Linked DNA regions of Homo sapiens: region 2 is linked to region 1. Evidence: read pairs that join two places in POLR2A ChIA-PET (ENCODE). Cell type or tissue: PC-9. All regions are shown on one strand. Links, peaks and the distances in the headings refer to the core of each region. The heading gives the core; the rest is flanking DNA. Region 1 overlaps RWDD2A (RWD domain containing 2A). Region 2 overlaps ME1 (malic enzyme 1).

The links. Peaks named below come from ENCODE experiments on the same cell type or tissue, not always from the same donor. Only the 100,000 strongest peaks of a DNase experiment are listed, where the experiment ranks them.
Region 2: POLR2A ChIA-PET joins it to region 1 with 15 read pairs; 2 of 35 experiments call an interaction of 5 or more read pairs at or near these places.

Annotation. Positions count from the first base shown.
Region 1 is chr6:83,197,676-83,203,064 of GRCh38, forward strand. RWDD2A (RWD domain containing 2A) reads left to right here. Exons shown (of 3, transcript NM_033411.5): 3 at 1-1,260. Among named protein-coding and RNA genes, the nearest start is that of RWDD2A, 7.0 kb to the left of the region's middle. In PC-9, for the core only: no CTCF peak of the experiment used is centred there; a DNase peak (open chromatin) is centred at 2,366.
Region 2 is chr6:83,346,818-83,352,206 of GRCh38, forward strand. It overlaps ME1 (malic enzyme 1), which reads right to left. Exons shown (of 14, transcript NM_002395.6): 4 at 5,247-5,322. Among named protein-coding and RNA genes, the nearest start is that of ME1, 82 kb to the right of the region's middle. In PC-9, for the core only: no CTCF peak of the experiment used is centred there; no DNase peak of the experiment used is centred there.

The DNA of each region.
Region 1 (5,389 bases), core at 334-5,333:
GTCAGACAGTGCTGCTTGTGCTGGGGAGCCTACAGAACTTCTGATGAAACTACCATCTGGTTTTACCCTCTGTGCCGTGGATGCAGACGTGTCCTTGGGCTACAGAGAGGACATGATGGAGCAGGAGGCCCTATCCCAAGGAGGTGTTAGAACTGGGTCCACTTTGTACTGCCTCTTTCTTCTTAGGTCACAATGAGTGTCCTCTCAGGGCACAACTCAGATCTTCAACCCATGGCTCGCTGTAGGCCTGCCCCGCCAGGTCCTCCAGCTTGCCATTCATGTTTCCATCCTAGCCTTGGTTGTGCTGGAACTCAGGCTGGAGCCTGACACTTTGCCTATATGCAAAGGGAAGAAATAGGACTTACATTGCCAAGGAATCACTTCTTAATGTTTGCCAGCACTAAAAACAACAAAGTATAGGAATCTTTTTCCCCCACAGTCTCCACAAAGCTATCAATAAGTATAATTCGCATTTACAAGTTTTAGGCCTTCAACAGATGTAACTCCATCCAAATGAATCAATATGTGCCATCAACCTACCTTATAGAGGTGTTTTTCCTGATTACATGAGCAAAAGTAGCTACAGAAAGATGGGTGTAAAGAAAAGGCAATAAATTCTAGGTTATGAACTCTACTGCTTCTGGAGCTATTTCTGAGATTTTTCAGAACCTACTTTTTTATAAATAAGTCTAATTTGAGCATTCTGCAATACTTTTTTTCCTATCAGGAAAACTAATGCAGATAGTATTATGGGGACGTGTAGGTTTTATAGAAAAAAAAAGTACATGTATAATTCAAAACTCAACTTTGTATGTATAGGAGTCTGCTGGTTGTTTGCACAGCCTGATATGAGCACATAATAAAAGTCCGTCATTCCCCAACCCCCTCCCCCTACACACACAGCTTATTTTGGGAAACTGCCCCTTCCCTGTGTGATTTGGGAAGAGAAAGTGATAGGAATCAAGTTGTCCTCTGGCAGCCTCCTGGAGAGATGGCTGTGAGCTCTTGCTGCTTAAACCTCTAGTGCCACCCTCATTTCTGACCTACTGAATGCTCAGCTGTTTGGCATTTCCTTTGAATGACCCAGCATCTTCCCTTTTGTTGTCGGAAATCAGAATCAGTCTCTATTGCTTGTAACTTAAGAATCTGGATATTCTGTTTATTATATTCTTAAATGGTTATTTGGAAAATGTGCTCATTTATAAAAGTTACAGTGTCTTTTTAAAGTTTGCTGAAGTAAATGAAGCATATCGTCAAGTATGTTCTTTGCTTTTCATTCCTTACTGGTCTATTATGTGTTAGGCTAAGAGCTGAGGACACCTGCATAGTGAATTGAGTAGGCCAGATGAGTTGGCAGACCACAACACAGGGACCTCTAAAACATTCCTTATTAAATCAAACATACATTGCCTGTGAACTTGAGCGTTCACATATAACTCCTTACATGCCATCCATCCCCTCTCAGAACCTGAGAAGGTTCTGATGGTGTCTGTCTGCAGCCTTCATGGAACCCTTTTGAACAGGTTTTTTTCACTTGCTTTTATCTCAAGTAGCCCAGTAGTAAGTCAAAAGAATAGTTATTGTCTGAAGAGGGCACAGTGTTGCTCACACTTCCTGGTTTTATACATAATCCTGATTTGCCACAGAAACTCTGAGCCCATTGGCTTTCCCTCATAAGGTCCACATGGTGGAACTAATTTCACCATAGCCTGGACCAGCTAGAGAGACCTCTCTTTCTGATCCCAGTCAAAACTAGATGCATTTGGGTCAACCCCCGAATGAATTTGAGCAGGGTACACAGAATTTAAGTAAGCCCACTGTATTAGCTCATTCTTATGCTGCTAATAAAGACATACCCGAGACTGGGTAGTTTATAAAGGAAAGAGGTTTAATGGACTCACAGTTCCACATGGCTAGGGAGGCCTCACAATCACAGCAGAAGACGAAGGAAGAGCATAGGGATATGTTACATAGGGGCAGGCAAGAGATCTTGTGTAGGGGAACTCCCCTTTATGAAGCCACCAGATCTCGTGACACTTATTCACTACCACGAGAAGTATGGGGTAAACCACCCCCATGATTCAATTATCTCCACCTGGTCCTGTCCTTGACACATGGGGATTATTACTATTCAAGGTGAGATCTGGATAGGGGCACAGCCAAACCATATCACCCACCAAACCCTGGGAGTTCTCCTTAGTTATAGAAGGAACAAAGTACACAATTTGTTCCTCACAATGAAGGGGAAATCCCAGCATGTACCAGACACTGGACTTCTACAAAACTTGGCTGCAGGCTCTGTGCTTTCATGGGATTTATCGTTCACCCTCTGGGATGACACATCTTACTAGGCATCCAGGAAACATGACTCCATTCTCCAAGTCCAATCAGAATATCACCTGGAGGCATACAGCATGCTGCCCTGTATAGTGGTAAGCTGATCAAAGGTCTGATATCGAGACTGATATTCTGACATAGAAAGTTAATGTAATGTTGGAAAAAGACAATCTACATTGCTGCTTACTGAGATAAAGAAAATGCTTCAAGTGGTCTTTACTTACTGGAATAAAGGAAAAACAAAAAAGCATTGACCAAATCAGTAGCCAGCTACTTTCTGATTTGCTCCAAGAAAAAAGAACTTATATGACAGCAGCTGCAGTTGGAATCACCATCTGCTTAAGTTTCGGAATATGTGCAGCCATTCTATTTTTTTGAGACGGAGTCTTGCTCTCTCGCTCTGTCACTCAGGGTGGAGTGCAGTGGCCCAATTTCAGCTCAAAGCAAACTCTGCCTCCCGGATTCAAGTGATTCTCATGCCTCAGCCTCCCAAGTAGATGGGATTACAGGTGTATGCCACCACGCCTGGCTAATTTTTGTATTTTTAGTAGAGATGGTTTTTCGCCATGTTGGCCAGGCTGGTCTCGAATCCTGGCCTCAAGTGATCTGCCCATCTCAGCCTCCCAAAGTGCTGGGATTACGGGTGTGAGCCACTGAGCCCAGCCTGTGAAGTCATTCTTAGAGACCCATCTGTCTCCTCCTACATATGCCAAAGATCATGCTAAAGCAAGATGTGATAAGAATCACACTCCTGCTGCTTTCAAAGCTTTTGATGGTGGGACTCATCTCTGCAAATCTCTTCATACTTCCTGAGAGAATAACCCTCTTTTTATGGATCAGGGATCCAATGTGGGTATATTGCCACAGAGGATGAAGAAATAAATTATAACTCTTTACTGGAAAAATAAGTGGGGGATGGGTTTATTCCTATAGCATATACTTTGTTCTATAGACCACAGTGGTTTCAGAGACCCGAGAAATTTATATTTGTTCAGAGCTGTTCCCAGATGACCTCCAAAAGGCCTAATAGTTTTTCCTTTCTGCAGTGCATTGTTATCTTAGCAAATGGGAGCCTCAAAAAAGATTTTGGAAACATTTATGATATAATTACAGAGTTCTGCATCTTTAGGGGTCTTTCATTCATATCTGTTTGTGGCAATTTGGTGACACTGTATCTTGGTGGCTCCAGTCAGGCTTTTCTGCTATTGTTATATATATCAAGTGGGGCGTATGTTGTTGCTAATGTATTTGGTCCTAGGCCAGGCTGGGATATAGCTGGTATGTACTGGCATGGCTGTATCAATTTTATACAATGGTATCAATTTTTCTTGGTTAGTATGTATGCTGCCTCATTAATTTTTTGAACAGCATTTCAGGCCAGGAGGCCCCGTGTTATCCACAACCAAGGTTTCTGTGGGCTGAACTCTTGATTACACTGGACCTCCTCCTATTACAATCACTGTTTTCACCTTGTCTCCAGTTGTTAATTGCTACTAAATGCTATTAAGCCTGTACCAAACCCAAGAGTCTGATTTCTCCATTGAAATCAGGAAAGCCTTTTAACCATAACATTTTCCCAAGCCTTCCTAGCTTAAAGAGAAGTATCATTAAAATGCTTTTCATGGATGTTGGTACTCCCCTCACCAGTGTTATTTCTCTCAAGGCCTTAGTGAAAGGAGGGTCACTGATAGGTCCTCCAAGGAGACTTAGGAGATCAATAGATTAGGACAGTCATATTGCACACAACAATTCCACTCCAACATTCCTATCTTTGTAAATATTTGAATGGCTTTATATTATTTAAGGAATGTTTGCATTCTCAATTTCATTTAATGTGGACCCTTATTAAGTTCATGTTTCACTCAACTAACTGAACCAACAAGTAGAATCACCCCCAGCTGCTCAAGGCAGCGCACAGAATCCAGAATCTGTGGCAAGTGTACCCTATCATCATTTCTGCCTTATCCAAAATTACAGTTCTCCTTGTGAGTGTAACGTTCTGAGAATCCCACACATTTTTCTCTGGGCTTTTGCCAATATATGTGAGCAGAGTCTAGAATTTTTTTGGCGTAAGTCTCCTCCTTCTGGATTTGCCTTTTAAATTACTAGCCACCACAGCCCTTCTCATGCTGGAATCTGATTTGGGGTGTACGGAAATAATGTGAATAATGGAGGAGGAGCGTAGGCCTCCCTTTACAATTGGTTTCTCTTTACAAGGTAATTATTACCTCAGGTGAGGTCATTACAGGATCTTCTAGCAAGGCAGTAACAACTTCTTTAGACGGGAAGAGATCCTGCTTTGATTAGCAAAGGAGAACATGTCAACTATCCCAGTTTTCCTGGGACTGAGGGGTTTCCTGGGACACAGGACTTTCACTTCTGAAACCTGGACTATTGTTCTCCCTAGTTTAGGATATTATGAGTCCTCCAAATCCCCTTCCCCATTCCAAATCAAGGTCCTACTGTTTCTTGGTCAATACTCTAAGTTTGACATAAGAGGCCTAATGAGGATGTCAGTTTAACTCAGGGTATTAATATAATTTGGCAAGCAGCAAGATTAAGTATGACCATGGTTTTCAATTATTTCAGCATTATAACTAGAAAGAGAGAAAATATGTTGTTAGCAAAAACATGGGGCTTTTTCTGGTTTTTAGATTGAGAATTCAGTCTAAAATTTTTGAGCTGAGGATTTCAGACTCAAGCCTAAATTATCTTTCTTTATGTATCCATCTCTGCTAGAAGCAACCACCGCAACTCACAGTCCTAGAATTCCTTGTCCTTTACACTGTATTATGGCAGCAGCCATCTGATCCACCTAAACCTTCCCTTCCTTAGATAATATATCCCATTTTACCTCATAGTTGTGTTTATGAGGTCCCAAACATATTTTGCTACATTGATTTTCATTAACTTTATATTTTTACCATTCATACCTAGGTCTCTAATCGATCTGGAGTCTACCTTTTCACATAGTGTAAGGTAGGGTTCTAGTTTTAATTTTCTCCATGTTGTGGGCCAGTTTTTCCAGTCCTTTTACCAAGCATTCTGTTCT
Region 2 (5,389 bases), core at 139-5,138, 150 kb after region 1:
CCTTAACTCCTATAATCACTTGATATCTTTGAAACATGTCCAGTACAGTCTGCTACTTCTTACCTGAAAATTTTCCACTAGACTTAATGAATTTTGTCTTTCTCCTTCCTTCCTTCCTTCCTTCTTTTATCTTTCTTTTTTTTCCCTTTTTTCCGAGACGGAGTCTTGCTCTGTCACCCAGGCTGGAGTGCAGTGGCACAATCTCAGCTCACTGCAACCTCTGCCTACCGGGTTCAGGCAATTCTCCTGTCTCAGCCTCCCAAGTAGCTGGGATTACAGGCGCCCGCCACCACGCCCGGCTAATTTTTGTATTTTTAGTAGAGACAGGGTTTCACCATGTTAGCCAGGCTGGTATCAAACTCCTGACCTCGTGATCCACCCGTCTCAGCCTTCCAAAGTGCTGGGATTACAGGCATGAGCCACCACCGTGCCCAGCCTGTTTAGTTTATTTCTAATTAACTTGAATATTTATGAAGCATATACTTTAATCATGTGGAGATTTTAATTCTATGTAATTTGATATCATTATTGAACATCTTTGTGATTCATGTCAGTTATATGAATTTAAACAAAACCAATCTTATGAAACACAATTTATTAGATAGTCTACAAACTGCTACACTCATCATATTCAGAGAAACGTGGGAATATGTCAGTTATTTGGCCTTGGGTGAATTTAAGCTTCTGTTTCTTATTGGTAAATTGGGAGTAATAAAGGTACTTTTCAGAGTAGCTGTATAAAATTGGGAACCAGGTCTTTTTGCTTACCACTGTACATCAGCACCTAGTATAGCATTTGGCACACAGTAAACAATCAATAAATATTAGTAAATTGAATAAAACTATGATTACATAAAATGAAATCATGATATATAAAGAACTTACCACAGTACCTGGTACATTACAAATTCTTAAAAATTTATAGCTATTATTACTATTATTTCACTGGAGCTAATTATAAAGTTATAGCATTTTAGATGTAAAGAGAAATCTAAAGTATATTCCATCTATTCCTCTTATTTTATAAATTAGTTAACTGAAAAATCAGAGAACTGAAATAATTTGCCTAAAGTGATTTACTTGGTTAATATCAAAGAACCAGAAACCCACATATGTTAATTCCTAGTACAGTGCTCTTTTCACCATACCACATTGCAGAATATATTTTAAAATATACTTCTAAGATATTTTATTTAATTTCCTGTTCACCTATATTATTCAGCTCTTGAAAAATTGTCTTAAAAGCAAATACATTTGGGAGGTAGGTGAAAATCATTTTTGCACATTCAATACATTTGTCTTTGGAAGATTTTCCATGTCAAATAGCAGTGGATCAATATGTGATGCTCTTTTGGAGGAAGCAATCCGATACTACTGGGTTAACTTAGCCCTGATTTAAGGTAAAAAAGATAAATACTGCAGATAACTATAACTTTGTTTTTTAAATTAAATTAAGGCCAAATTTTCAAAGTCCTGGTACTTCTAATGTGTATTTAACAGACAGTTTTATTTACTGCATTACCACAAATAGAGGTATTTTTACATATCGTTGATAATATATACTTTTATGAATGTGATCTTTACATAGGTAAAGTCCAGTTGGCCTGCCTATACTTACAAATATTTTTAATGATATGTTTTATAAGGAGAGTAATATTGTCATTTAGCTTAGTTAGCTTAGTCATTTAGCTTAGCTTAGTTATGACCTGAATAATAATTTATAAAATGCTTTCCAGATTTCATCAAAAGTGCTTAAACACAGAGAGTTGTTATTTGGTTTCAAAATTCTGAAGGGATTTCAAGTGGCATAACTTTTCACTTATTTTTGATAGCTCATCTATGTTAAACTAAATATATGTCTTGAACATTAAAAAAAAAAAAAAGTGGGCCAATTGCAGTAGCTCACGCTTATAATCCCAGCACACTTTGGGAGGCCGAGATGGGCGGATCACCTGAGGTCAGGAGTTCAAGACCAGCCTGACCAACATGGCAAAACCCCGTTTCTACTAAAAACACAAAAATTACCTGGGCGTGGTGGCGAGTAGCCTCCCAGCTACTCGGGAGGCTGAGGCAGAAGAATTGCTTGAACCTAGGAGGCGGAGGTTGCAGTGAGCAGAGATCACACCACTGCATTCCAGCCTGGGCAACAAGAGCAAAACTCTGTCTCAAAAAAAAAAAAAAAAACAAAAAACAAAAAACAGTGCATTCTTTCTTATTTCTTCATAACTTTTATTCCCTAAGTTCTTCTCTCAAAGCTATTATTTATATTATTTAATAATATACATATACATGAACATTTAGATATGTAGTAGTTTGAGAAGTTTTTAAAATATGTTTTGAGACATTTGATATTTATGCTTTATTACAAACGTACATTTATAGCATTAATTCATAAATACTTCCATATAAAAGAGTAGATTTTAACAGTAAAAGAATTCTCTCAAAGAAAAAAAGTTTTGTCACTTATGTAGTTTATCACTAAATTAATATTCTCTTGCTTTTTTTAACCTACTTTATCTCCTGCTTCAGAAAAATGAAGCAGTTGGATGTTTTCTGTACGATAATTAAGTCACAACTGCAGGATTAATATCAGTAAGACAACTACAATTCTATCAGTGATGTCTGTTTTTCAAAAATTAAATCTTCACCCCACTATACAAATTATTATCTAGGCATTACCTGAATAGAAACTTCTGTATGAAATACGCAGATTTCTCCTGAACACACAAAGATACTCTCCATGTGTCCTGTCTTCATCCCTTCATTTAATTTCCCAAGGCCCATCCTCTTGTAGCCTACCTAAATGCAGAACCTTTGCATCTTTTCCTGCTTTCTTGAAACTATTCTAAAATCTGTTTCCAGTGAACCTTCTTCAAATATTACTTATATAATTTCCTTGTTAAATATGACATTCTATTTTTTCAAATCTAAATCTCTTTCTGAATTTCAAAACCTTTTACAGTAATTTGATTACCCCTTAAACAATCTTAATTCCACTATATTCCAATATTAACACTCAGCTTTAGTCAGGCAAGTGAATTTCCTTATTATCTAAAAACACCCCATTCTCTTACCGAACTTGATATCTACATTCACCTGTTCCCTTCTTAGAATAGTATATTCTTCCCTTTCTAACTATCAAAGGTTGGATTTAAGTTTCAACTTTGCTAGAAAAGTTTTCTTAACTATTCCAGCCTTCTCTAAATAATATTCTCCTCAGAATGAATAAATAAGGCACCTATAATACCACACATTTTGATTATATTTTGCTTAATAATTGCCTTTATTTCATGGGTACTTTCAAGTATATAGTACAGACCATATAAGATACACTTACCTATCTTCAGCATTCTTTTACAATCAATAGCTGCCGTTTACTAAGTACCTACTATGTGCCAGGCACTATGCTAAGATTTTTAAATAAAAGAGGGCATAGTTAGGGATAAGAACATCAGTAAGGGCCCAATATTAAGAGTCCAAAGGATAAAAGTAGCTTATGAATAAAGTTAAAGATGCAGAGATCAGTTAGTTGGAAGAACAAGAAACATGGTGTGATAGCTTACTGCCTAGCTGTTAGGACGATTACAGGGATATTGGCTAGAACTCTCTACTGCAGAACTATTTCCTCTATTGACTTGTTAATTCTTGTTTGTTTGTTTTTTTTCTGAGACAGGGTCTCACTCTGTTGCCCAGGCTAGAGTGTAGTGGTGTGATCATAGTACATTGCAGAATTGAACTCCTGAGCTCAAGTGATCCTCCCACCTCAGCCTCCCAAGTAGCTGGGTGCATGCCAAGTAGCTGGGACTACAGGCATGCACCACCATTCCAGCTAATTTTAAAATTTTTTCTAGAAATGGAGTCTCACTATGTTGCCCAGGCTGGTCTCAAACTCCTGAGCTCAAGCAATCCTCCCACCCACCTCGGCCTCCCAAAGTGTTGGGATCACAGGCCTGAGCCACCACTTCTGGCCAACTTGTTGATTCCTTAAATTTTCTTTAGATTCCTGATTAAAAGTAAACATCCTTAGGTGATCAGACATTTATGCTTTATACAATTAAGATGTTTCTTAGGGTAGTTTCTAAGACCAGAATCTGTGGATAACATGGTCCTGTTGATAGCAGAAAAGCTGAGGAAGCAACTTAGGTGGAGAAAGCAAAAAAAAAAAAAAAAAAAAAAAAAAAAATTGAGGACACTGGAAATAATAAAAACCATTTTAATTTACAAGTTTTCCTGGCATGAGCCCTAGAGAACCAAATTAATCAATTATAGCCACAATGTCTCAAATAGGAAAGATCACCAAGGCATGGTAGCTCACACCTATTGTTTCAATACTTTGGGAAGCTCAGGCAGGAGGACTGCGTGAGGTCAGGAGTTCAAGACCAGACTGAGCAACATAGTGGGACTTTGTCTCTAAAAAAATTAAAATAATTTTAAAAAGATCATTAACGGACTTACATTCAGAAGTTATAGCTGAAGTGCCTTTGTACCACCAAAAGGCATTGATTTATTCCATCCTGGTACTAAAAGATACCACAAAGTTGCTAGGCATTCAACAGAAAAGAAAGAGGGAACCAAAGGGAGAACAAACACTTCTCACCTCCCTTAGACAAGGAAGATGGCATAGCCCTGTGTCTAAGAACAGGGACTCAGAGGCCAGCTCTGGGGCCTGCATGCAGTTCCCACCACTATCTTAAGCTACTTTGTAACCCATCTGTGCCTTTCTTTCCTCAATCAATTATTATTATTATAAGAGTTAATCCATGTAAAAAGTCTCATTCAGAATGCTACCAAATGTCAAGTACTATTATTACTTTTATTTTCATTAGCTCACTTACAGAGGTAAGTCAAATGAACTACTTAAAGTCATAATGATAAAAGAAATGAATTAACAGACTTTTTTTCTTGCCTACTTGGATTCCTCTTAGTGGATAATTAAACACAACAGATAGAATTTAAGGGTTTGCTTAAAGAAATTCAGATGCTATCACATATTCAACATTTATCATTACTTAGAATGGAGGTACTAAGAAATTAGATAGAAATAATAGGAAAACTTAGTATCTAAATGGCATCAGAATAAAATTAACCCACTATGTAAAAATCAAAGGGATATAAATTAGGTGATATTCACTAGAAAAGCTAATGAATGCTACCTATTATCATGAGAATTGTCAGTATATTTTAAACTGTTTTATGGGACAGAAAAAAGAAAAAATTTGCTATAGTGGAAAAACATGATAACTTACCTTGATGACATCTTCTGGCCATGCATTGAGAACTGAAGCAATATGCCCTCGATCGTGGATAGTAATAAAGAGACCTCTGCAGAAAAAAAAAAAAAAAAAGGAGTAGTTTACATTTACTTCAGGCCTGTCAAACTACCATGAAT